Regions from separate parts of the Mus musculus genome. Here region 1 is linked to region 2. A link is a loop called in an ENCODE intact Hi-C map of the cell type or tissue named here. Cell type or tissue: left cerebral cortex. All regions are shown on one strand.

Region 1 (2,500 bases), 100 kb before region 2:
TACCAGTGTGGATTACAAACTTCACATAGAAAAAATATTCAGTAACACATGTTCATCTTTTAATGTGCTAATTTGCTATCTGGGGTTAGGAATTCACCACTTCAGACAATTTCCAAAGCTCCTTTCCCGAGTGAGTGTTTCATAACTCCTTCCTACCACTTGGGCTGTAGAGGCAACACTGTAAACAGCAAGAATGTTCTCAGAGAAACTGCTCTATGCAGTGGCTGGCCTGGCTGGTGGACATCCTGGGTGGCTGGCATTGAGATATTTACTCACCTGATGGAGTTTCTCAGAGACCAGCTCTCTAGCTTAACAAAGCCTCTTCCTGGTGAGAGGTGGGTTACCTGAGCCAAGCAGGTGTTTCTCTGAGGGTCACATTTCAGTGTGAATGTCTGCAGGCGGAAAGTGGTGCATTTCACAAGACTCCAGGAAGGCAGCTGTTGCTAGCTAGCTAAGTGAAGCGTGCCTATGAAATATGTCTGGGTACTATTTTTGTGCTTAATAATCAGAATTTTATAATCATAGGCCTGCTTTGTGGCATTTTCATTTGACGAGACATTTGGCTCCACATATAGATCCTTAGGTATCAGGATTTGTGTTTCACGGGCGTTCTTTCCATGAGAAAGTGAGAGAACTGAGAAAAGGCACGCGTGTAGGGTGGGGTACATCCGGCATCCATGGACAGCCTCATGTGTAGATGGCTCAATAGGGCTGTAGGAGATTAAATTAGTGTCATAATTAAAACAGTCTTCCGTCTTTCTTTTCAGAGAAGCTTTGTAATTTATGTCAAAGGGGAGGTTACTAGAGAGAGGTACACTCCCTGTGGGTTTTTTTTTTTTTCACTAGGCCAAGCACAAAGTCATTGTTTTTGGAAGGTGAAAAATTGGTCATTATCAGCAGTTTCATCTGGAGAGGGAGGGGCCACGTTAGCCAAATGTTTCTTCCAAAGGAAGACAGATGTGACTTGTCAGGAACTGAGTATTTAACAGTGGCACTGTATGTTTAACAGTTTTGAAGGCTTTATTGCTTCTTTCTGCAGTAAAATCATGCGTGTTGGGGTTGTGATGATAGTTAATAGACGGTGTATCACCAATGGGGGCACGTGTGTGGACTCTTCTGAAATGCTTCCCTTCAGGGCTAGCTAACAAAAACAGAAATGTTAGCCCTGATGCCAAGTCTTAATCCTGCTTAGAAACCTTAGTTTTAGAACCCATCTGGCGTCACATACGATTGGGTTTAGAAAAAAATGATTTCTCTAAATCCTTAGCTTGATGCAGTCCCAAGTCACTGGTGTTATCAACATTTTTTTTCCTCAGAAACTTGCCCCCCCCCCCCCCGCCGCCGCTTTTTTTTTTTTTTTTTTTTGGCCTGGGACCTATTTGTATGTTAAAATGGCAGTGTAGAGCAGTTGTGGCATATTGCTTAGGCTAGTAGGGCTTTTTGTTTTGTTTTATTTTTTTGAACCAGAATTTCACTCTGTATACAAGACAGGCTTGGAGCTCACAAATGTCATCCGGCCTGTGCCTCCCCAGTGCTGAATGCCCATGTCGCCAATCCCAGCAGGTGAGCGCTCCTAAGGGGTTAACAGAGGTTCGTTGGCAGGTTGATTATTTTCTCGCATCCGTGATGTCTAGTGGGATTTCTGGAGGGCCTTCTAATGGAGCAGCTATGAGTGGGGGCTCAGACTCCAGGCTCCTGAATGCTGTGTGCATATCTTGGCGCACACATATAGATGCTGCCAGTGCTATATCATCAGATGGCAACAGGGTTCTTCTAAACGACTTACTGGTCTCTGTCCTTGTCTCTCATCACTCACAGTTTGTTTCCAACATGGTATCCAGAATAAGCTGTTAAAATCAAGGTCTTATCATGTGCCACATCCCCAAATATCTTGAAAGTTTATCATCCCGCTTAGAAGAGGAACCTTGTTATTCACAGGACCTGGGCTTTATACCAGTGTCTCCCACCTCTCCATCCCCTCACCTCCATTTCCTCCTGGGGTCCAGCTCTGCTTGCCTTTACTCGTCCGTTCAGTCCCTCTGGTCCACCTGGTACACTCCCCTCCCCAACCCCACCCCCAGAGGCTTGTCACATTTACCATTGGGTGCATACTTGTGCTAAAACATTGTTAGCCCTTCATCTGGAATTCACAGTGCACTGAGCAACCCTACCCTACACCTTGTTCTTTCTTCAGGCCTTTTCTGGGGGTGCCGCCTCTTTAGACAAGCCTCAAGTTTTCCTACTTTTCATTATAGTTCCCAAATTTGTCTTTATAGTAAGCATTTGCCACCACCAATGAGTACCAATTTTACTTCACTGTCTGTGTTTGGTTTCCATTGCTGTATGAGAATGGCTTCTTTTCTAAGGTCTCCAGTACCGTGCATGGGCAGACATGTCTGACCAAGTAAAAAGGCATTGTGAATACTCTCCTCCTTCCCTCTTCGGACTTGCCTTTCTGTGAGGGATGCGGGTTGCCCTCTTTCCCCTTACGTCCATTTTC
Region 2 (2,500 bases):
TTGCCTTTAATTCTAGCACATGAAGAAGAGACAGGTGTGCCATCATAAGAGTCTGAGGTCAGTCTGATTTACATAGCAAGTTCTGAGCCAACCAGAATTACATAATACAACTTTGTTTAAAAGAAAAATATCTATCTTGGTGCTTTTTAAATATATATATATATATATATATATATATATATATATATATACACACACAAACACACACACACATATATATACACATATACATGCACATACATACACACACATACATACATACACACACACACACACACACACACACACACACACATACTTGGTAGAGTGTTTGCCTTGCCCATATGAGTATGACACCTGTTTATAATCTGGACCCTATAATATTTCTTAAAATGGTTTAGTTTTTTTGAAGACACAAGCAATAACAGGCTCATTATAGAAGAACAAATAATTTTTTTAAAGAAAGGAACACACTACACACACACATACACACTTGCACACATGAAACTCAAAATCACCCTCATCCCTTCCTCAAAAACACAGAACATGGCTATGTGTGTATGACCCCAAAAGTCTGGGTTTCCCCAAGAAAGACAAGCTATACTTCTGAGGATGGAAGTGTCCCGAGCACCATATAAGAATGACCCCTGCAGGTTAGTTTTCAGGAAGCAGGTAGTTTATTAATCAAGGCCTTGCAGAGCAAGAGAAAGGACTCTGGTGGGAGTTGAGGGCCCCAGATCTCTTCTGGCTCTTGACATAAATCATTAACTTGACTTTAGCAGGTCACCTCTCCACTCTGGGTCATATTACGTTACTACCTCCATTGAACAAAGGGTTTGGAAATGAAGCCCTTTAAGGTTCCTTCCAATAAGGAAAACACATACCTTTGTGATTACTTTTAGAGTGCAACTTAGAGAATCAGTCTCAGAAAATATCTATAGACACAGCCTCTGTGGTTGAAGCTGTTTGTAACCATCAGAGAAAATGGCTCAAAATGGCCAGCACTTCTCCAGACCTGCTGCATCTATGCACAGCCCTGTTGGCAGTTTTCACAGTATATTTTTAAACAGCAGCTATTATATGGACGTCATTTCTTCATTTCTGCTTCCCAAGTTCCTCTGACACCTCTATTTCCGTTCCTGAATGCTACGGGAATAGCTTGCCTCACTTCACATGTCGGTGTGGATTAGCACAGAGGCAGAGGACGCTCATCTGAACTGGCAGAGATTAAATAATTGAGACAGACCATAAAAGCTTTTTATGCTAGTGTTCTTACATATCATCTAGGGACAACCCACTTCTGTTTAATGCCTTCCTGACCCATTTTGGGGTTCACAGAGACATGCTGGGACACTGTTCACAAGGTGTTTGTACCGACTCCTTGGCAAGCAAATGGAATATCCTTGAAAGGTGGAAGTCGCACATCCATATCGGTAAAATTCAGACTCTGGGGCTCTGTGTCTGATGTAGGAGCCGCAGTGGATGCTGGGAAATAAGCCGGCTTCTCTGTAAGAGCAGCCAGTGCTCTTAACTGCTGCACCATCTCGCCAGCCTCTTACCTCGGTGTTGCTGTTTTGCTTTTTAGTTGTTGATGTTTTTTTGTTGTTTTTGTTGTTGGTTTGGTTTGGTTTGGTTTGGTTTGGTTTGGTTTGGTTTGGTTTTTGGTTTTTCGAGACAGTGTTTCTCTGTGTCCTGGATTTCTTAAGCTTTCTTTTATTTCTTTGGTATGAGCTATGTAGAGTGTACCTTCATGCCTTCTTATTGTATCCTGGGGGTAGTAAGTAACCTTTAGGTACCTTTGCCCCCTGTAATGCCTCCCTTTCTACCCGGACTATACTTAGACCAGCTTTGGTGAATGAATCAAGTCACAAACTCTTTGGCCTTTTGTTTGCTTTTTAAATTTTGTTGTTTCCTTAGGCCAGCTATCCTTGAACTCAAAATCCTCCTCTCTCAGCCTTCACACTGGGACTCCTGGCATGAGCTAGGGTGTCCAGCTGTCCTTGGCCATTTCAAAAGTAAACAAGGTAGAAACAAATACAGAAAAGACTTAGCAGTCCCGAGTGACCTGATGCTCACCCTCTGTCTCCCCACCGCCCTGCTCCCCTCCCCCCACCCCAGTGCATTTCATTTTGGTTGGCTGATATTCTCCGAGTAAGTTGCAAATCGCCATATTTGCACAAGTCTACACTGACTTATGTTGTTAATTTGAGGGGTGCCAGTTATGGTGAGCAAATCCAAGGTTTTTAATGTGTGCTAAATCAGTGCCCGATCTCTCAGATACGCCCTTAACCCTCTAAAGAAGGCAGCCTTGTGCACACGTGCCAAGCAGTTATCTTTATAAATAGTTCATCAAGCAATTCCCGCTTATAAAATCTGTCTTTTTTTGCTATGCCCACCCAGAGCTTGTTCAGAACTCAAAGCAGGGAGTCTGTGCCTCTGTACGCATGTGATCAGATATAATTCAAATAATGCAAAAATAGTTAAGGAAGAAAGGGGAGCAAATTTAAAATAAATATTTGCA

What was found. A loop is a pair of places that touch in the nucleus more often than their neighbours do. Peaks named below come from ENCODE experiments on the same cell type or tissue, not always from the same donor. Only the 100,000 strongest peaks of a DNase experiment are listed, where the experiment ranks them.
Region 1: it touches region 2 in a loop (2.6-fold over the local background); 1 of 42 quality-filtered maps calls a loop at or near these places.

What each region holds. Positions count from the first base shown.
Region 1 is chr3:68,573,145-68,575,644 of GRCm38, forward strand. The region is part of intron 5 of Iqschfp (Iqcj and Schip1 fusion protein); the gene reads left to right. All of the region lies in intron 2 of Schip1 (schwannomin interacting protein 1), which reads left to right. Among named protein-coding and RNA genes, the nearest start is that of Gm22073, 27 kb to the left of the region's middle. In left cerebral cortex, no CTCF peak of the experiment used is centred here; DNase peaks (open chromatin) are centred at 283, 607, 1,063, 1,680 and 1 more place; H3K4me3 peaks cover 2,500 bases; H3K27ac peaks cover 2,500 bases.
Region 2 is chr3:68,674,222-68,676,721 of GRCm38, forward strand. No RefSeq gene overlaps it. Among named protein-coding and RNA genes, the nearest start is that of Il12a, 16 kb to the right of the region's middle. In left cerebral cortex, no CTCF peak of the experiment used is centred here; DNase peaks (open chromatin) are centred at 1,137, 1,394 and 2,349; H3K27ac peaks cover 1,928 bases.